Linked DNA regions of Homo sapiens: region 1 is linked to region 2. A link is a loop called in an ENCODE intact Hi-C map of the cell type or tissue named here. Cell type or tissue: tibial artery. All regions are shown on one strand. Each heading gives the region's core, and the rest is flanking DNA. Links, peaks and the distances in the headings are about the cores only. Region 1 overlaps PCBD2 (pterin-4 alpha-carbinolamine dehydratase 2). Region 2 overlaps PITX1-AS1 (PITX1 antisense RNA 1).

Region 1 (11,406 bases), core at 1,320-9,319, 260 kb after region 2:
AACCCCCTGACAAAACATATAGCCTACCCCTTCCTTGTACTATCCCTGTGAGGCATAATTATAACAAGCTCCATCTGCCTGCGACAAACAGACCTAAAATCGCTCATTGCATACTCTTCAATCAGCCACATAGCCCTCGTAGTAACAGCCATCCTCATCCAAACCCCCTGAAGCTTCACCGGCGCAGTCATTCTCATAGTCGCCCACGGACTTACATCCTCATTACTATTCTGCCTAGCAAACTCAAACTACGAACGTACCCACAGTCGCATCATAATTCTCTCTCAAGGACTTCAAACCCTACTCCCACTAATAGCCTTTTGATGACTTCTAGCAAGCCTCACTAATCTCGCCTTACCCCCCACTATTAACCTACTAGGAGAACTCTCTGTGCTAGTAACCACATTCTCCTGATCAAATATCACTCTCCTACTTACAGGACTCAACATACTAATCACAGCCCTATACTCCCTCTACATATTTACCACAACACAATGAGGCTCGCTCAGCCACCACATTAACAACATAAAACCCTCATTCACACGAGAAAACACTCTCATGTTCATACACCTATCCCCTATCCTCCTCCTATCCCTCAACCCCGATATCATTACCGGGTTTTCCTCCTGTAAATATAGTTTAACCAAAACATCAGATTGTGAATCTGACAACAGAGGCTCACGACCCCTTATTTACCGAGAAAGCGCATAAGAACTGCTAACTCATATCCCCATGTCTAACAACATGGCTTTCTCAACTTTTAAAGGATAACAGCCATCCGTTGGTCTTAGGCCCCAAAAATTTTGGTGCAACTCCAAATAAAAGTAATAACCATGTACGCTACTATACCCACCCTAGCCCTAACTTCCTTAATTCCCCCTATCCTTACCACCCTCATTAACCCTAATAAAAAAAACTCATATCCCCATTAAGTAAAATCCATTATCGCATCCACCCTTGTTATTAGTCTCTTCCCCACAACAATATTCATATACCTAGACCAAGAAGTCATTATCTCAAACTGACACTGGGCAACAACCCAAACAACCCAACTCTCCCTAAGCTTCAAACTAGATTATTTCTCCATAATATTTATCCCTGTAGCACTGTTCGTTACGTGATCCATCATAGAATTCTCACTATGATATATAAGCTCAGACCCAAACATTAATCAATTCTTCAAATACCTACTCATCTTCCTAATCACCATACTAATCCTAGTCACTGCTAACAACCTATTCCAGCTATTCATCGGCTGAGAAGGCGTAGGAATTATATCCTTTTTACTCATTAGTTGATGATACGCCCGAGCAGATGCCAACACAGCAGCTATTCAAGCAATCCTATACAACCGTATCGGCGACATCGGTTTCATCCTTGCCCTAGCATGATTTCTCCTACACTCCAACTCATGAGACCCACAACAAATAACCCTCCTAAGTGCTAATCCAAGCCTCACCCCACTACTAGGCTTCCTCCTAGCAGCAGCAGGCAAATCAGCTCAATTAGGCCTTCACCCCTGACTCCCCTCAGCCATAGAAGGCCCCACCCCTGTCTCAGCCCTACTCCACTCAAGCACTATAGTTGTAGCAGGAGTCTTCCTACTCATCCGCTTCCACCCCCTAGCAGAGAATAACCCACTAATCCAAACTCTCACACTATGCCTAGGCGCTATCACCACTCTGTTCGCAGCAGTCTGCGCCCTTACACAAAATGACATCAAAAAAATCGTGGCCTTCTCCACTTCAAGCCAACTAGGACTTATAATAGTCACAATCGGCATCAACCAACCACACCTAGCATTCCTGCACATCTGTACCCACGCCTTCTTCAAAGCCATACTATTTATATGCTCCGGATCCATCATCCACAACCTCAACAATGAACAAGATATTCGAAAAATAGGAGGACTACTCAAAACCATACCTCTTACTTCAACCTCCCTCACCATTGGCAACCTAGCATTGGCAGGAATACCCTTCCTCACAGGTTTCTACTCCAAAGACCACATCATCGAAACCGCAAACATATCATACACAAACGCCTGAGCCCTGTCTATTACTCTCATCGCCACCTCCCTGACAAGCGCCTATAGCACTCGAATAATTCTTCTCACCCTAACAGGTCAGCCTCGCTTCCCAGCCCTCACTAACATTAACGAAAACAACCCCACCCTACTAAACCCCATTAAACGCCTAACAATCGGAAGCCTATTTGCAGGGTTTCTCATCACCAACAGCATTCTCCCCACATCCACCCCCCAAATGACAATCCCACTTTACTTAAAACTCACAGCCCTAGGCGTCACTTCCCTAGGACTTCTAACAGCCCTAGATCTCAACTACCTAACCAACAAACTCAAAATAAAATCCCCACTGTATACATTTTACTTCTCTAATATACTCGGATTTTACCCTAGTATCATACACCGCACAGTCCCTTATCTAGGCCTTCTTACAAGCCAAAACCTACCCCTACTCCTCCTAGACCTGGCCTGACTAGAAAAGCTACTACCTAAAACAATCTCACAACACCAAATCTCCGCCTCCATCATCACCTCAACCCAAAAAGGCATAATCAAACTTTATTTCCTCTCTTTCTTCTTCCCACTCATCCTAACCCTACTCCTAATCACATAATCTATTCCCCCGAGCAATCTCTAGTACAATATACACACCAACAAACAATGTTCAACCAGTAACTACTACTAATCAACGCCCATAATCATACAAAGCCCCCGCACCAATAGGATCCTCCCGAATCAGCCCTGACCCTTCTCCTTCATAAATTATTCAACTTCCCACACTATTAAAATTTACCACAACCACCACCCCATCATACTCTTTCACCCATAACACTAATCCTACTTCCATCACCAACCCCACTAAAACACTTACCAAGACCTCAACCCCTGACCCCCATGCCTCAGGATACTCCTCAATAGCCACCGCTGTAGTATATCCAAAAACAACCATCATTCCCCCCAAATAAATTAAAAAAACCATTAAACCCATGTAACCTCCCCCGTAATTCAGAATAATAACACACCCAATCACACCACTAACAATCAATACTAAACCCCCATAAATAGGAGAAGGCTTAGAAGAAAACCCCACAAACCCCATTACTAAACCCACACTCAACAGAAATAAAGCATACATCATTATTCTTGCACGGGCTACAACCACGACCAATGATATGAAAAACCATCATTGTATTTCAACTACAAGAACACTAATGACCCCAATACGCAAAATTAACCCCTTGATAAAATTAATTAACCGCTCATTTATCGACCTCCCCACCCCATCCAATATCTCCGCATGATGAAACTTCGGCTCACTTCTTGGTGCCTGCCTAATCCTCCAAATCACCACAGGACTATTCCTAGCCATACACTACTCACCAGACGCTTCAACCGCCTTCTCATCGATCGCCCATATCACCCGAGACGTAAATTATGGCTGAATCATCCGCTACCTTCACGCCAATGGCGCCTCAATATTCTTCATCTGCCTCTTCCTACACATCGGCCGAGGCCTATATTACGGCTCATTTCTTTACCTAGAAACCTGAAACATTGGCATCATCCTCCTACTTACAACTATAGCAACAGCCTTCATGGGCTATGTCCTCCCATGAGGCCAAATATCCTTCTGAGGGGCCACAGTAATTACAAACCTGCTATCCGCCGTCCCATACATCGGAACAGATCTGGTCCAATGAATCTGAGGAGGCTACTCAGTAGATAGTCCCACCCTCACACGGTTCTTTACCTTTCACTTTATCTTGCCCTTCATTATCACAGCCCTAGCAGCGCTCCACCTTCTATTCCTACACGAAACAGGATCAAACAACCCCCTAGGAATCACCTCCCATTCCGACAAAATCACCTTCCACCCCTACTACACAATCAAAGACATCCTCGGCTTATTTCTCTTTCTTCTCACCCTAATGACGTTAACACTATTCTCACCATGGTTAGGCCTTCCCTAACCATGCTCCTCAAAGAGAATTAGGTCTTCCCATTATTCTCTCTCACAGCACTCCTTTCTGATGCAGAGGCAGTATCTGAGCCACTAACAGTATGGATTGCCTGGAATCCAATCCTGACTCCACACTTACTAGCTGTGAGACCTTGGGCAAGTCACTTAGCAAGTCTCAGTTTCCTCCTCTGTAAAATTTGGGAAATCTATTTCACAGAGTTCTGTGAAGATTAAATGAATGAATACATGTAAAGTCCTTCCCATAGTGCCATGACCCATAGTTTAAGTGTTCACTAACCATTTGCTGTTAAGATTTTCCTTCCTAGGGCCGGGCAGGTGGCTCACGCCTGTAATCCCAGCACTTTGGGAGGCGGAGGTGGGTGGATCACGAGGTCAGGAGATCGAGACCATCCTGGCTAACACGGTGAAACCCCGTGTCTACTAAAAAAATAAATAAATAAATACAAAAAATTAGCTGGGCGTGGTGGCGGGCACCTGTAATCCCAGCTACTCGGGAGGCTGAGGCAGGAGAATAGCGTGAACCCAGGAGGCGGAGCTTGCAGTGAGCCCAGATCACGCCACTGCACTCCAGCCTGGGTGACAGAGCGAGACTCCGTCTCAAAAAAAAAAAAAAAAAGATTTTCCTTCCTGGCACTTAGCATAACTTGTAATGATACATTAACTTTTTTCTTTGTTTACATTCTCCCTCCCCCACTATACTGTATGCTCTGTGAGGATAAGGACAGTATCGGCTTTGTTAACTGATACCCCAGTGTCTGGCATAGTGTCTAGCCTACAGTAAGTGTTTGATAACTGTTTATTGTTAAGTGCATAAAAATCAAGAAAAACTTTCTAGAAATAGGTGGGATGTGAACAGAAGGGGCAGGATAGTGTGAGATGGGGCATGGAAAGGAGAAGAACAGTTTGAATAAAGGAAGAAAAGAACTGAACTGAGGAGCTGGGTGTGGTGGCTCACACCTGTAATCCCAGCTACACAAGAGACTGAGGCAGGAGGATCGCTTGAGCCCAGGAGTTCCAGGCTGCAACCTGGGTGACCGAACAAGACCCCATCTCTAAAAACAAAACAAAACAAAAACAAAAAAACCACTGAACTGAGATGAAAAGGGCCTTGGTTCCAATTCCTGCATGGACACTAATTTTTGTGGCCTTGGTCAAGGTACTCACCCTGTCTGAGCCTTGTTTTCCCCACTTCTTCAGTGAAAGGGATGAGTAGGTGACCTCTCATGAACATTGCAGTTCTAATCTCTGAGCAAAGAGGCTTCTTGCAGAGTAATGCGAGGTAGGCTTAGGGCTGGGCTGTGGGCAGCTTTGAAAACCTCTGAGAAGATGAAGCATGCCCTATAAAATATAATTGGAAGGCAGTGAGATTATCTGAGCAGAGACCAACTTGGTCATGACAAAGTGGCACGCAGGCCAGTGGAAGCAGGAAGAGCCTAAAGGTAACATGTGGCCAGGAAGCTCCTACCAGAACTCTAGAGGGAAGGCAGCTGTATCCAGGCCAGCAGCACAGTCCTGTGAAAGGCACTACAGGACGACTGACCAGTTCTTGGTAACAAATCACCAGGATAATTCTTCCGTTTCAGGTCTAGGTGCTTGAGAGGATGCTGGTGTGGCTACTGAGAGGAACAAGCCATTTGAAGGACAGTTAGAGAGACAAGAGTTTGCTTTCAGACACCCTAAACTGGTGGGAAAGCTACCCCAGGAGAGTACGCCACAGGAACCCCCCTGTACTCTGTGGCCCAGCTCACTGAACCCATTTTAGGGCCCTTATTTCCCAACACACTGCAGACAAAGTATGTCCTCTTACTCCCTGTCCTAGACCTATGTCACCTGCTAACCCCTCCCTTAGTGCCTTCCCTTACAACCACATACCAGATCTTCAAGAACCAACTCAAAACTCCCCTTCTCCAGGCAGCAGCCACCCTGAAGTGCACCTCCTGTGGCTTATTAGCACAGCACTTCACATTCTAGTACCTGACTAACATGGTAAGCTGAAAAAAATCAATCACCTTGTACAATTCAGATGTGCCACCTCCCCAGCAAAACTAGGAGATCTTCTGGGCAGAAACGAAACCAGGTCCTTCTGTTGCATCTTCCTCCTTCCACCTCTTGGATCCAGACCAGCACTAGCCCCTCAGTGGATATAAGCCCAACAGCTCTGCTGGGTTCACGAATCCTGACAGAACCACACCATGTGACTCCTGGCCCAGCCAGCCTGGGGCTGCTCCACCCACCTGGTGCATGTCCACCGACAGGGCTGCGATGGCGAGGACAGGGCACTTGAAGTCAGTTTGATGTATGATATAGCAAAAAGCCTCAGCAGCTGGGCTCAACGCCTGTATTCCCAACACTTTGGGAGGCCAAGGCGGGCGGATCACTTGAGCTCAGGAGTTCAAGTACAGCCTGGCCATGTTGGCCATGTTGGTGAAACACCATCTCTACTAAAAATACAAAAAATTAGCCAGGCTTGGTGGCAGGTGCCTCTAATCCCAGCTACTTGAGAGGCTGAGGTGGGAGAATCGCTTGAACCTAGGAGGTGGAGGTTGCAGTGAGCCAAGATCACACCATTGCACTCCAGCCTAGCCGACAGAGCGAGACTCCGTCTCAAAAAAAAAAAAAAGCCTCCATCCTGCCCTGTTGGCAGAGAGCACACAAGCAAACAGAGTCATTAGCAGCATTTGCTGTTTTGATAGGATTGATTTTAATGATACAATTAAATGACCTTTGATTGCTCAACAGTGATACCTGGGCTACTCCCAAACAAGTACAGCTTTGTTTGTTTCAGCTGGCGAATATTCCCTTCCTCTGGGAAGTATGGTAAAACCCATTTAAGGGAGAAAACTAATCCAGCAAGTAGTCCTTGGAAAACAAGATCTCGCCTAAAACAACAAAATCAAAAAAACAACCTTTCTATGTCACAGTAGGATCTAAAAATGTTGCTGTGGGAACCAGGGATGTGAGTCTTGCATCTGGTAACTGTGACATGACCCAGTATGACCACAAGTAATTCCATGATCTCAATCTTGTTTAGTGTCTTTCTGCGAAATTCAGTAAATGAGTCAGAATGCCCCACTCTAACCTAGATCAAAAGCGCAACATAATAGTAATTCTCTGCAACACAGGGGAGAGAATATTACTGCTTTGTTTTGTTTAAAAGGATGTAAGAAAAAGAGCAAAACATGGAGAGCTCAAAGCCAGGAAGAAGAACCTCAGCCACCTGCCCACACCGCTGGACCGAATCCCTCCTGAGGGCAGAAAGCAACTGGCCGCTACCCAGCCACAGGAATGTGAGTGCAGCACTGCTCAGCCACTACAGCTGCTCCATCAGGCACCCAATATTTGTATTCTGACACATCTAAATGCAAGTTCTGTGTCATGGCCCTAAAGCACCACAACTATGGACAAAACTGCAGTGCAAACCCGAAAGCTATTGATAATGGCAGTACTGAAGCGGTGGGCAGGCATACTAACGAAAAACAGAAACAGAACAGAAATGAGCAAGACCAAAATACTTTTAAGTTATTATTTAAGGTCTCCTTTCAATTATTTTCTGCAATTATTGAGCCAGCAGTCTATTGTTATTAATTCACAGTCAACCTATTTAAGCGGTACCAGCAATGCAGGCAAATGCCTCAGCAATTTCCTAAGTTTTGGGTGTTATTTTCTTGTCAGTTAAATTTAAAGCAACCCATTTGTGACCACTTTATACCAAGTTAATCTCATCTAAAGTGCTTCACAGACCCTAACAGCTACACTAAGGTTTTATACTAATGAAAGCAATTTACATAAATGAAATTTATGTCACTGCATTTCATGACAAATTTTTTATTTTATAATAATTATGGTACTTATATGATAACATCTGTTGATATTCACAGTCTAAACCTGGCACAGATTTAAACCCACAACATTTTCCATGCATCATGTACATTATCTGTGAAAAGCAATAAAAAAAAGCAATGAATGCATTAATCATACCAATATCATCTGCAAAGCATAAATCTGAAATACCTTTCACGTCAGCTCAAACTGCTTTTTTATTTTTTACACACCTGATTTTACTCCATCTGTAAAAGGGCAAGACAAAGACTGTTGAGGAAATTATACTTCTTGGCTGCTTGACTTTAACAAAATACTCAGGCTAAGTTCTGTAAACAGAAGATTTACTACATGACTAAGAGCAAATTATGCAGTTAAAAGTCCATTTTTATTAAAGGGTGGTGTAAGGACCATGGTGTTTTCACACTGCAGTGTGGTGTCATATTTGCATTGTTGACACCTGTTTTACATTTCTCCTCATCTATCTGTTGCATGCGCTTTTACAAATACACGCCAGGTCTAGACCTACTGTACGACACAATCAGCAGCAACAAAGCTCCAAATGATAACATTTCAGGCTCTTATTTCCCTACCCTGGTGGACGCCAACACTGACATTCTAGCCACCTCCTGGGAGCATCAGCGTGGTCCTGCTCAGGAAGAACTCCAAAGGGAACACCAACATGAACACTACACAGATATTTTTACTAGCTTCTCACACTTTAGGTAAAGTTTGCTAAAATATGAGTGTCTCTATTCTATTCCAATGAAAACTATGAACACTTTCTCAGGTTTCTAGTCTGCTGTGGTTACAAAGCCAATCATGAGCACATGTTAAATGCAACAGTGTGTGTGACAGCCATACGAGTTTTCACTTTACCTGGTGCCAGACACACAAACACTAGCTTATACTTTCAAATCAAAACGACATTTTTTAATTTTTATTTTATTTTATTTTTTGAGATGGAGTACTCTGTCGCCCAGGCTGGAGTGCAGTGCCGTGATCTCTGCTCACTGCAACCTCCGCCTCCCGGGTTCAAGCCATTCTCCTGCCTCAGCCTCCCAAGTAGCTGGTATTACAGGCACCTTCTACCACGCCCAGCTGATTTTTGTATTTTTAGTAGAGAAGGGGTTTCGCCATTTTGGCCAGGCTGGTGTCGAACTCCTGACCTCTGGTGACCCGCCTGCTTCGGCCTCCCAAAGTGCTGGGATTACAGGTGTGAGCCACCATGCCCAGCACAAAATGACATTTTCTAACCTATATGATGCCCAGGCCACAGGCATCCTCTTTGGGAGTGCTTCCCTATCCTCCACAGGTAGAATATCCTCTTTAAAGAGTGCACAGATGCATTACTCACTCATAACTTTGATGTGCACAACAAAGAACAATCAAACCCAAACTAATTCATTCACAATGAGAGCTATCGAGACTTCCACCAATATTCTGTGGAGGATTGTTAAGACTTTCATCAGCAGTTGTCTTTCTTCTGGTATCATCAAGCCTTTGACTTCACTAAGTGTTTCAAAATGTTCACCATAAGCCTATTATCAAATTCCTCAATAAAACATTTTTATAAAGTAAGGCAGCAAAAGTAACTTTGAACTGCTCTACACAGGAGTCTCTGTGGACACAGGAAAAGAAACATTTTACGAACCCCAAAGTCACATATGGTGCTACTGCTGCTAGGATGTGCAGAGCACCACCAACCCAGCCTGGGCACCCAGAGAACTCCTCCTCCCTCCCGCTGCAGCTCCAGAAAGCTTCAGTGGCAGCAGCACAGCAACCAAAAGGTGAGGGTGATGAACAAGATACAAAACCAATAAAGCTTGGACTTTGCCCTGAATATCAACCAGCTCATATGATTCCATCCAATATGACTGAATGCCCTGCTGGGCAGGCCCACCGAAGAAAGCACAGACAGGGCCCAGGAGCTCCTCCGCAGAGAACCACCGCTGATTCTCACAAAGCTTGGTCCCTTCCTCCTGAATCACCATTGGAAACTCCTCATGTCCTACACACAAAATTTATCATTCACCCAAGCGCCCAGCCACTGCCGCTTACCTGTTCCTGATCCTGAGCTTATTTCCATGCTGAACAAGGGTAGCCCCAGGTATTCAGAAGTGAAAGAACAGGGACAGCCTTCTGGGGGGCAGAAAGGGGTGTTGCCGCCTGGCCCGGCTGGGCTCCTGCCCTGGAGGGCTCCACCTGCTGGCACCTGTAGTAGCTATTTCCTAGGTTCCAAAGCCTCACCTTCTGCACCTACTTTTAAACTTAAAATCTCCTCGGATTTTGTAAGCTTCCAGTTCATCCCATACATGTCAATGCATAACAAAATCTGTCTTTATGGGACTCTCACACCCACATTTCTACCTGACATTTTGTTCTTTCAACACAGACATCCTGCAGTTACCAAACACCTAAGTTTATATGTCACTTGCAGACCTCTCCCACCTTCTGTCTACAGGAACAACAAAAAAGCAAAGTTCCTTTACAAATGCCAATCCCACCCTGTCTGGGTCCAAGCACTCCTAGTGTGGAAACTCCCTGCCTCGAGTCCCACCACTGCCATGCTCTGTCTGCTCACAGAGTCACTGTCTGTCACCAACATACTGTCCATTGACGCACTGCAGAGCCCATGTACCACCACCAAGGGTGGAAACAGGAGGCTAACAGCAACTGACACCTATGGCTACTTCATCCACCTATGCTAGGAGAATCCCTTGAAAACTCCGTACTTATAATCTCCAAGTATTTGTATCCATCTGAGCTATCCAATGAATTTGGATTATTTGGAACTAACCATACCTTAGAATAAAACTCTGAGAGAAAAGAAGTTCAAATGTGTTTTGGGGGCTATTTATTCTTATAGTAAACCTGGAATAACTCAAAGCTTCAAGAAATAGGTTTTTCATCCACGGTCACTGAAATATTTCCAAAATAGTTCATTTTTCATAGCAGCAAAAGAAATGAAGACTAAAGCAAACTTGTGATACCACTGTACACAAACTACATTAGCAAATCATTTAACTGTGACACCCAACCAAGTAAAATCATACTCCTGAAAATTGTATTAAAAATAAAAAGACTAAAGAACTGAAAAATGCTCATAACCTATTGAGCAATACAAACAAAATGAATTTTTTAACCCTATATTCAGCAAAGATTTTTTTTTTGAGATAGTCTCACACTTTCGCTCAGCCTGGAGTGTGGTAGTGCAATCACAGCTCACTGCAGCCTCTACCTCCTGGGTTCAAATGATTCTCCAACCCTAGCCTCCCTCCCATGTAACTGAGACCACAGGTGCATGCCACCACTCTTGGCTAATTTTTATTTTTGTAGAGATGGAGTCTCCTTGTGTTGCCCAGGCTAGCCTCAAACTCCTTGGCTCAAGCAACCCACTCAACTCGGCCTCCCAGAGTTCTGGGATTACAGGCGTGAGCCATCGTGCCTGGCCCCCAAATTTTTTTCCAATATGACACCACCAAGTGTGGGTCACACTCTTTCAGGGAGAGGGTGTCTTTAGTTCTGACTGTGGCTTTGTCCAGTCTGTAGAGCTCAGGCCAGGAGAGGTGCTGCCATT
Region 2 (11,406 bases), core at 2,060-10,059:
GAAATTTTCAACTCCAAAATCTGCCATCACTGACTAGCCCTTTCTCTGTTGGTAAGCCTACTTGTGGGTTCTCTCTTGGAATGCCTGGCGACCACTCCCTTCTGGGACCCTAGACCCCTAGAATAACTGCTAGGGCAAGATGGGCATTCTGAAAGGCTGTCACCCCTCCTCCTGAGCTAGGGCTTGACAACGTTCAATCCTTAGAAGGGAGTGAGGACTGAAGCTGCTGGGTTGGCCTCCCTGCCTTTGTCTAAGACAGGCACTCTAACCACAAAAACAACTCTTGCAATTGGCACCGCTTCCATCACCATAGCAACTGGTGCTTCTAGAAAGGCTAAAGAATTGGTTTAAGATTCACAGCCAAATTTAAATTTCCTCAGCTCACTTTGCTTCTCCCTCATCCCCTACCCATCCTCTGGGACTTTCAAGAGCCTGGGGCTTTAGGCAGCTGGCAGGCTGCATAGCAACACCAGCCCACAGCTGCTGGGCTCTGCCTGGGAGAAGCGGCTGTGCACCCATGCCCAAATGCTGACTGATCACCCTGCTGAGACAGGTGAGGCCACTCAGCCTTCCGCTGGGTTTCTATAGCAACGGAATATTTGTTGGACCACTCATGGGGGAAGGGGAAGCAGGAAAGGTAGATTTTCATTCCTGTTATGGAAGCAGCTTGGGTCACAGTGAGCATTTAGGCCTCACTTGGCCAGAGAAGGCCAAGCTGGGCTCTGCTCACCGGGCAGCAGCCTTGAGATACGAGTCACTGACACCAGCAGGCTGGTGAGGAGAAAGGCATTTGGGGTCCTTATCCCCCACAACCACCACCCTCATTAGATGGTACTTAAACTAATATAATCTAAAGCCATGGATTCTGCCCCTCACATAACATGATACCCCATAGCCCCTCAAATACCTACTTTGCTTGAATGAAAAGGCACACTAGCCTCCAAACTGCCCCCAAAAGGAATAAGGATGTATTGGGGACACTCAGGCCTTGCCCCTGGACTGTAGAGGTGGGGGTTGGCAAGGACATAAAGCAGAGTTTAGTCTAAACCTTGGCCTCTTGCATACGTCTTTGGCTGCGTCAGTCTCCCCGGCTGGGTGAGATATCTCTTCCTGACTGTCTGGGTCAGTAATAATTTGCAATGAGGGCCTATTCCACAAACTAAGAGAGACTGGAGATGGGCTATTAGCTTCAGCTCCTTTCATGTGGAATTACGTCTACTGGCACTAATATGCCATCATTTGAAAGCCTTAACCCAAATGGACGGGCGTCTGCCCCAAGCCAGGGCCGCCTGGACCAAGGCAGCGGGCTCCATGTGCTAGCTATTACAGGGTTGTTTTGTCCCGTCCCCAGTCGGCATTTGTTGCTGCACACTGAGAAACTGCTGTCAGGAAATGTTCTTTTCTAAATTACATAATTAGGGTATTGGGGAGTGTAGTGAAGGCAGATTAGGGGCATCACTTGTTCTTACTGCAAGCAATGATTCAAAGCACATAAGTAAACACTTAAACTACGTGAATGGTTTAATATTGATTAAACAATGATCTCCAAGACTAAACTCTAAGCATGGTAGGTAGAAGGCTCTGGAAGGAGAAAAAACAAAGAGTGGGCTTAATGGTGTGCATTGATTTACAGAGAAGTGTGGACTTTGACCTGCCAGATCAAAATCAGGATTTGCAATGATTACCCAAAATACAGTCCTAGGGTCCCACCCCTGCAAGCTGATGGTGAGGCTGGGGGCTGAATGGTCAGGGTCAAGGATCAAGTTCTTCCCTCAGAAAGGCCAGCTTCTCATCCACACCCACTTCCAGAAATGGAAACTCAGGCAAAGTGTGGGCTCAAATTGCATTTCATTTATTGTTTCTAACTACGGGCCACAGACTTCAACTTGATTAGAAAATTGTGCTGACGCTTCCTGTGAAGCATATCCTGAGACTTCCAGAGGAACTTCAGAAGGGAATTTTTTGCACGTACCCACTTCTTCCAAATGGCATTCCCCCTGCTTGGCAGAGCCTGTGGCCACACATCTGCCCAGACGCCTGGGCAGGAGACTCTGCCAAGGAAGCACTGTTGACCAGCTTCTTGGGCTCCTGTTGGGAGAGGGAAGGTAGGTTCCCTCTAGGATGTGGCTGGAGGACACAGAACTGGTCCCCACTCATTCCTGAGACCACCACCTGTCTGGGGACAGGGTCCTTGCCAGGGGGAAGCCCAAAAGCCACCTCTGGCCTCCTGTGAATGCAGACTCGGCAGTCTCGACTCGCCTCCCTAACTCCTGGCTCGTGCTTTGCATTTTCTCTCTCCCTCATCTGAACTCAAGGCAAGACACTGCCAATTGAACCGGGAGACAGCTGCCAATTAATAATAATATCAATGATACAAATCATTGACAGTTTTGTAAAGCTTACCTTGTGCTAAGCATCGTAAGCTCATTCTTCATCATACTGAGTCATAGCCACCCTTTGTGGTAGGTATCAATATCCACCCCATTGTTTAGATGAATAACCTGAGGCTAAGGGCAACTTACCCCAGATCACACGGCAACTTCATACATTTTCTTTACTTTACAAGCACTCACATAGCTCTTATTTTGTGCCAGGACTGTTCTAAATGGTTTTAAACTATTAACTGGTTAAATCCTCAATGCAACCCTGAGTAATAGGTATTCTTCTTCTTCTTCTTTTTTTTTTTTTTTTTGAGACAGAGTCTTGCTCTGTCACCCAGACTGGAGTGCAATGGCGCGATCTTGGCTCACTGCAACCTCCGCCTCCCCAGTTCAAGCAATTTTCCTGCCCCAGCCTCCAGAGTAGCTGGGATTACCGGCACCCACCATCATGCCCAGCTAATTTCTGTATTTTTGTAGAGACGGGGTTTCACTATGTTGGCCAGGCTGGTCTCAAACTCCTGACCTCAGGTGATCCACCCACCTCAGCCTCCCAAACTGCTGGGATTACAGTTGTGAGCCACTGCGCCCAGCCTTCTTATTTTAAAACGAGCAAACAGACACAGAGAAGTTACTTGTCCTGGGTCGAACAGCCAGTAAGCGACTAAGCCAAGATTCCAACATGCGCAGTCTGACTCCAAAACCCAAGTTCTTAGCCTCTCCATGGGGCTAACAGCAGTCTCTAACAAAAGAAGGAAAAGGAAGTGCCGCTGTGAGAGGGAACAGCCGTGGCACTGTGCTGATGTGAAAAGCGCACAGGTCCACAGCCCAGAGGCCCGGGCCCCAGCACCAGCTCTGCTGTGTGGTGACTGGGAGGCCTCACCACCTGGATGCTAAGGTGACTGGTGGGGACCAGGGACCCTCCAAGGTCTCAAAGTCAGCCTCTAGAAGATTCATGGGGGGTAGGTAATTCTGCCAAGAGCCCTAGAAGACTGGGGGTGCCCTGCTCTGCTCCTCCCCAGCCCTACTCCCACCCTTCCTCACCTTCCCCCTTGAGCCAGGCCTGGGGGGATTCTCTACTGGGGAATTCATATACATCCCCTTCCTCTGCATGAATGCTCAGGCTCCTAACTCCACACACAACCAATTCAAATGACGTTCCCATTTCTGCCAGTCCCCTGCAAAACCAATGGGGGCAGAATACAGAAGGGCACGCAAAATGAAAATCCTGCAACGGTATATTCCTTCTCATGTATATGTTTAAAATATGTCCAAAAAATAAAAATATCCCCCAACCCACCCACATAAACACACTGCCATAAACAGCTGAAGTGCTCCGTGTGGAAAATCCATCAGGGTAACTATGGACAAAGCCATTCAGGCTCAGCCCTAGTCTAGCCTAGGGCCTCAGAGTCCTCAGCCTCCCTTTGCTCAGGGCTGGGCCAGCAGCTGGCTGTGGGACCACGTGGAGGCTTCCTTGCTCTCCATGTTTCCTATGGCTCAATGGCTCTGTCCACTGTCTCCCAGCCTTGAACAACCTCCAAACATCTGGGCTAGGCCATGCTCACTAAATTCTATTCGTAACCTCCAAAATCAACACTTATGATTGCTTTCATGGTCATTTGCAGACATGCATAGAGTACTGAAACACCTGAGTCACCTGATGTACAAGTGTCCAGCTGAAGTTAAACCCTCTGCCTTCTTGTCTCAGCTCATACTGTAAACAAGTGTCCTTTCTTTCTTTTTTTTTTCTTTTTTTTTTTTTTAAGATGGAGTTTGCTTTTGTTGCCCAGGCTGGAGTGCAGTGGTACAATCTCGGCTCACTGCAACCCCCGCCTCCCAGGTTCAAGGGATTCTGTTGCCTCAGCCCCTGAGAAGCTGAGATTACAGGTGTTCACCACCAGGGCCAGCTAATTTTTACTATTTTTAGTAGAGATGGTTTTTCACCATGTTTGGTCAGGCTGATCTCAAACTCCTGATCTCAAATGATCCTCCTGCCTTGGCCTCCCAAAGTGCTGGGATTACAGGCATGAGCCGCCACACCCAGACAACAAGTATCCTTTCTGCTGTGTGTAGGGTTATGTGTTTTTTCTTTTTTCTTATATTATTGTTCTTTTTGTTGGTGGTTTTGCTGTTTAAAATAGCCCCCAAGAATACTTCTGTGAAATGTTCCTAAGAGCAAGAAGGCCATGATGTACTTTATAGAGAAAATAGTTGTGTTAGAGCAGGGGCTTCCAATCTTTTGGCCTCCCTGGGCCACATTGGAAGAAGAATTGTCTTGGGCCACACGTAAAGTACACTAACACTAACGATAGCTAATGAGCTAAAAAAAAATCGTCAAAAAAAATCTCATAATGTTTTTAAAAAGTTTATGAATTTGTGTTGGGCCACATTCAAAGCTGTCCTGGGCCTCATGCAGCCTGCAGGCCACGGGTTGGACAAGCTGTGTTAGATGATAAGCATGAGTTACAACGCTACTGGCCATGAAGTCGATGTTTCTGAATCATCAACATATATTAAATAAGGTGCTTTAAACAGTAACACACATAAAACAAGGTTATGTATTGATCAGTTGACAAAAATGTGACCAGAAGCTCACAGGAACCTAACTTTGTATTGTCCCTAGGAGCAGTGGTTTAGTATTTGCTAATTCGGTGTTGGTGGGGACTTTATAGAACATAACTAGTGCAAGTAATGAGAATCGACCGGAGTTTCGGTCCTTGGGAAGATGGGGATGCAGGAGACAAAGTGCCAATAGCTAATGACAACTACTATTCGTGGAGCACTCTCTTCCTGGGCCAGGCCCCTGTTACCTCACAGAACACTGTCTTTTTCTTTAGTCCATTTATGCCTAGTGTTCCATTATTGGAACACTGAGCATGTGGGAGTTATTTATATCCTACTGCTCAAGGTCACCACCAAGTTCTGATTGCAAAAATTCAAAAAATTGCAACCTCAGGCATAAATGGGTTAATAATCATGTCTAACATAATAATAATGGCTGCTAACACCAAGTGAACACTCACTGTGAGCCAGGCACATACCAAACGCTTCATATTGATCACACAGATCTCATCGAATCCTCCCGTACCTGTGAAACCTGGGGGGTTTTAGGCCTCATGCCTGCTGTTCACAGCAAGTGTTCAGCACACTCACCTGTCCCGGGTTTTGGGTTTCTCATGTGGCAGGCTGTGCCTGGCTGGGAAAAGCCATTGCTTCAAGGATTTTTAGAACATTTTCCAGCTCTGGAGTGCACAGTGGAGGATGAAGGAACCAGGGACTCAGCCTGCTTGACAGTGGCTAAGAGAGCAGGCAGCCAGCTCATCCCCAGGATGTGCCACAAGCCTAGTACCACTGAGTCCCAGCCAACCGCAGGGCTGAGCTGCCCCTCTGCTGACCGCAGCAGGTGCCATACTGACATCCCTCCTTGTGACTTAGCTACCAGCAACTTGCTCTCACCCACCTTGGTGTGGAGGGAGAGCCCAGTTCCCAGCCTCAGCTTCACCCCAGCTAAGCTGCAAAAGCCTGAGCATGGTAGCACTTGGCACATCAGTGGCCCTAGGCCACAGTCACCTTCCCCAGGTGACGCTAAGCAAGCAACTCACTTCTCCTACCTGTGGTTTTTCCTGCCTACAAAGTGGGAATAATTACACTCCCGCTTCCAAGTTTTCACATCTACTATCTCACAATTTAGAAGAGAAACAGGCAGGGCCAGTTAAAAAAAAGAAAACACAAAGACAGTGATTGTTATTATTGCTGATAACATTAGATGAATAAAGTAATATTCCCTGGACACTAAAGAGAAACAAAGTGGCAGCATTAATTATCTCATTTTTGACATTTTTCATTATGGCAGGATAGGTGGGGCTCCTCAAAAGCCAAATGCTCAGAATATTCCTGCCATTGAGCTGTCCATGGGAAGAGGTGTATAAGGCGTCTACTGACCACCAGGGGAACTAATCCCCTCTAGGTTGCTGCCAGTCCTACCCACAGCCAGGAAGAGTGAGAAAGGCTCAGAAACAGCCCCCAACAGGTGAGGAGAGGGAGCAAAAGCCCTTCTCAAAAGCAGGGCCCCAGAGAAGATATAAACAGGGCTGAGCGGCAGGATGGGCTGGGACAATTCCCTCCTCCTGCTGCGAGGTAGAAGCTGTGACCCTGCAGTCCCAACAGCCCCACCTGCTTCTTGGCTGCCCCTGCCGGAAACACGCAGGGCCCAAGCCTGGACAGCAGGAGCCCAGGTAAGCGGCCCCAGGTGCAGAAGTGGCCTTGGCCACAGGAAGTCCTGTCTCCCGCCTACGGCTAATTGCCACCACTGCAGAGGAGCCGAGCTAATTATACAAAAGTATGTGGCTCCCACATTCCCGGGCCACCACACACTTGCACACACCTCACAGGAGACCAGCCTGACTCCGGCATCCACCCCAGCCCCCTCCTGGCTCCTCTGAGCCTCCAGAGATGTCCCCTCTCCTGCAGCCTTCTCTATAAGCTCTTCAGGTAAGCCCCAGCAGCAGTTCCCTCCACTCTCCCTTTGCCTGCCTCTGAGGCACTTAACCCTCATCTTTACCTAATGTAAATATTTAATCCTGTACATTTAGGATCTGCCTGTCACCTGCCTCCAGTCTGTTCTCTCATCATCCAAATGGTCTTCCTGCCAGACCCGGGGCAGACCCAGGACTCCAAAGGGCTCTCTCTCCCCAGAGAGCTCCCCGACACAGCCCGGCACCTAGCTGACAGTAACCATGCATGGGGGGTGACAAATGTTCGAACCAGTTGTGCAACCTCAGTCAACGTGTGCGCTCTGAGCTTTAATTTTCTTATTTGTAAAATGAAGCTACCACCACCTGCCTCACAGAGTTTCTGGGGAATTGAAACCTAGCACGGTGCCTGACATATAGTAGGTAGCTCATAAATGCTTACTGAATTCCCAGCAAGCATTCGTGATGGGCTGGGGCCTTGCGCATCTAAAACAGAACTCATCCACCCATGTGCAAGTATCCTTCCCTCCCCGCACCCACTCTAACGAGAACTCGATGCCAGCCCATCCCTGCCTCCGTGATGCACTCAAGAGCCTGGTAGGCAGGACAGGGGAGGATGGAGCTGCAGAAGGGCTGAGTTGAGAGACAGGGTCCACCCACATAATCAAGTCCTGGAAAGGGGGCAGGAGAAGAGAAAAGGAAAAGCTGGATGTGGGGAGAGACCCTAAGGGCCGTGGGTGGCCAAGACCTGCACTGGCCAGGGCTCAAGAGTGCTGCTGGGGCACAGGACAGGGATGCCCAACCTTCAGCCTTCTTTCAGAAGACAATAAAGGGTCAGCTTTCTAATTACTTCTGGCTGCCTGAGTGTGCAGAGACTGGGCCATGAGGGGCCCTGGGGCTAGGAGGATGACACACCCTTGTCTTTGTCCATGCTCTCAACACTCCTGTAAGGCAGATTTTTGTCTCCATTAAACAGATGAGAAAACTGAGGTTCAGAAAGATTAAATGACTTGCCTGAGGTTACACAGACAGTCAGAGCCAGAGCCAGGCCTCCCTCCAGATCTGCTGTCTTCTGAGCCTGTGCTGCTAACCATGTCATGCTCAGAAAGTGGCATCACCGCGCGGCATCACTGCTTTACTCTAGAACATGGGGGTGAAGACGTGCCCACTGAGTGACTCCTGCCACTTCTTGAGGAAATGTGGTCTCACCTCAGCAAATGGGGTCCTGAGCCCCTACAGAGTGTCGGGGTGCCAGGCCCCATGGGGACACACACAGGAAGGATAGGCCGGCTGAAGGAGCCCCTCATCCTGCAGTCCTTTGCCAGCAGAACCAGCACCAACACAAGGGAGTGTGTGGGGTAGTGACAACCACCAGCACCAAGGGTGGTGCCCTGAGCCAGGAGAGCTGCACTCGGCCTAAGAGAGCTAGGAAAGCTAGGGAGGCTTCTCAGAGGTGGTGATCTATGGCCACCTGGGAGGATGAGCAGGACTTAAATAAAAGAGACAGGGACCTGGGTAGAGGAAGTGAGATAAGCACAGGTGTGGAGGTGTGGGGGCACCAGTGTCCCCTGGGGAGGAGGGCAGACAGCGGGACCCGTGGATGTAGTGGGTGTGCAGGCTGAGATGTGGGACATGAGGCTGACTCCACAGGGCCTGTGTGCCTGGGTGAGAAGTCGGGACATCTTTCCAGAGGCACCAGAGAGGGATCTGGTGGTGGTGAGAGAAGCAGCACTGGGCAGGGACCTGCCTTCCTCCCCCAAGATGAAGTCTCCCCAGATAGCAAGGGTGCCTTGGGCTCTCTCTCACCTGAGGCTCTCAGGCCCTACTGGAGGAGGAAGGTGCAGAACATGGAGCTTCTGAACCAAGAGAAATGGTCTTCCTAGCCTTCTGAGGGATGCATTCCAAAGCGAATCGAGATTGTATGTTTCAGAGTAAAGAGAAGGGTGGTTAGGCTCCCCTGACCACCACCTCACCACCTCCCATGGACCCTGCCCTACCTGCCATGCCTGGCCCATGGAGAGAAGCTCCATGATGCCACTGGCAGCACCCACAGGTGGGCCAACACTGCAGCTTCCTCAACGCTGCCCTGCCTGGTGCCCTGGGGGGCTCCCTCCTAGGCGGTCCACCTCCTGTGCACCCTCACAGAGCTGGCTTTCCCTGAGAAGTGTACCAGGTCTGCCAGAGGCCACTCGTCAGCCTGCTGCTGACATCCAGGCCTTTCCCTATGCTCTCCGCTCTGCCGTGACCACATGCCCTTTCCCCCATACCCTCCATTCCCTGCTTCTTCAGGTCTCAAGCCAGATGTGCCTTCCTCCCAGAAGCCTTCCCCAAGCGGCCCTCCTCCGCATGCCCACAGCCTCAGTGCAGTCATCAGTCACCAATGCCTGTCCCAGTCAGTCATCCCCATGGGACTGTGACCACCTGAGGGCAGAGGCTGGTGTGTCCTCTTCACCTAGGCTATATCCCCAGTTCCTGGGCCAGGCTCTGGCCCATAGTTACTGCTTGATAAGGACCACCCGAAAGAAGGATTCCCACAGCCCAAACTTTCTCAGACACCATTCCCTAACCTCTGGACTGAAGGACTCCATCCCATCGCCCAACTAGACTGTTGTCCCTCTAGGTACCAGTCCCACCATCCCCTCGGCTTGGCACTTGCTCAAGCCTCTGAGAAGAACCCATTGTGTGCCAGCCCATCCCTGCCTCCATGATGCACTCCAGAGCCCGGTAGGCAGGACAGGGGAAGGATGGAGCTGGAGAAGGGCTGGGTTGAGAGGCTGGCACTCACTGGAACCTCTAAATGGACTTCCCCGCTCTAGCATGCACCCCACCCAGACAGCACTGGCTCCCTGTCCCTGAGGAAGAAGCCAGCAGGGACTGGAGGTCCAGAGCTCTCCCACCCTGCTGCCTGGCTCTTCTCACCACCAGCCCAAGGCCTTTCCTTTGCCTCCCAGGTCACTGGGCCCAGCGCAGGCAGCTGGCTCCCTCACGCCCTATGATGCCTTTGGCTCAGCCAGGCCATGGCTCCCAGGCCCTCCTCAGGCAGATACACTTGGTCCCTGTACCTCCCTGGGCCTCAATCCCTCATATGTAAAATGGATTCAGCACCTGAGAGATCTGGCAGGAACCTGAGGGGCTTTTTGACACATTGGTCCCCTCCCCTGTTCCTTTAGAAACTTAGGGCAGGCCCAGGGAACATATGCAGAAGGGGAAAGGAATTGTTTTCCTCTGACTTAGCTCAGTACTAACTTTCTAGAAGGCTATTTAGCTAAAAGTATCAGAAGCTTAAAAAACACAGACACCTGGGCCAGTCATGGTGGCTCACGCCTGTAATCCCAGCACTTTGGGAGGCCGAGGTGGGAGGATCACAAGGTCAGGAGTTTGAGACCAGCCTGGACAATATGGTGAAACCCTGTCTCTACTAAAAATACAAAAAAATTAGCTGGGCATGGCAACGCACACCTGTAATCCCAGCTACTCGGGAGGTTGAGGCATGAGAATCATTTGAACCCAGGAGGCAGAGGTTGCAGTGAGCCAAGATCGCGCCACTGCACTCCAGCCTGGACGATAGAGCAAGACTCTGTCTCAAAAAAGAAAAAAAAAAAAAACAAAACATAAAATAAAACAAAACAAAAAACACAGACACCCTTTAACCCCAAAATTCAACTTCCAAACTTTTCTCTTAGAGAAAAGTACACCAAAATGCTGGAACAAAGATGTTAGTTACAATGTAGTTGTGAGGGCTAACACTCAGAAATAACCTATATATCCAAATACAGGAGTGTGGTTTTGAAAACTATAGTATATTCATACCACAGGCCAACATTCCTACCATGCAACCATCACAAATGATGGTGTCAGGGTAAAAGGCCACCATGATATATTATTAAGCAAAGAGAACAAGTTTAAAAAAATGGATCATACTATTTTGTAAGAAAAAGTAACACATATATTTATAGGGGAAAAAACTTCAAAATGTTGACAGTGGTTACCTCTACTTTTCCCGGTTTTTCTAATATTAATATATATTACTTGTGCAGAATAACACTTTTAAAACAATTGTTCATTGATAAAGCCACTGGTTAGATGTCAAAATAGGAAAACCCTAATAATAATCCCAGCCCCACCCCGCCCCCACCTCGCAACATACATACACAGGAGTTGGCACTGAGGCATATACCTAGGTGTATGCATACACTTCCTCTCACCCACCCAGCCAAGCCAACTCACCAGCCATCGGCCCAAGGCTTATTTTAATCCTCAACTGAAATTATTACAACTAAGCAATACAATCCACTGCACTCCAGAACAGATTCCAAGTAGCCACCAGCCTATGTCCTCTACAGGCAGTACCCAGCAACTCCCTGCAGGAGGTGGTAGTAAGACAGCTGCGCTCTGGAGAATGACCACCGACCTCAAGCTCCCAGGGAGCACCAGAGACACGCAATGGTAGGAATTAGCCATGGCTGTGAACCAGCCAGCCAGCAACATCATCGACCTATCAATTGCAGTGATAATTCTCTTAGGAGCTGATGCCTTCATCCATCACACTGAGG

The links. Hi-C counts contacts between places; a loop is a spot of excess contacts. Peaks named below come from ENCODE experiments on the same cell type or tissue, not always from the same donor. Only the 100,000 strongest peaks of a DNase experiment are listed, where the experiment ranks them.
Region 1: a loop joins it to region 2, with 3.0 times the contacts of the local background. A loop is called at or near these places in 30 of 110 quality-filtered maps.

Annotation. Positions count from the first base shown.
Region 1 is chr5:134,915,881-134,927,286 of GRCh38, reverse strand. All of the region lies in intron 2 of PCBD2 (pterin-4 alpha-carbinolamine dehydratase 2), which reads right to left. It also overlaps the pseudogene MTCYBP18, the pseudogene MTND6P4, the pseudogene MTND5P11 and the pseudogene MTND4P12. Among named protein-coding and RNA genes, the nearest start is that of PCBD2, 16 kb to the right of the region's middle. RefSeq lists enhancers at 17-660, 1,507-2,268 and a silencer at 3,234-3,528. In tibial artery, for the core only: no CTCF peak of the experiment used is centred there; a DNase peak (open chromatin) is centred at 6,246.
Region 2 is chr5:135,174,729-135,186,134 of GRCh38, reverse strand. The region is part of intron 3 of PITX1-AS1 (PITX1 antisense RNA 1); the gene reads right to left. Among named protein-coding and RNA genes, the nearest start is that of LINC02900, 68 kb to the left of the region's middle. In tibial artery, for the core only: no CTCF peak of the experiment used is centred there; DNase peaks (open chromatin) are centred at 6,584, 9,254 and 9,344.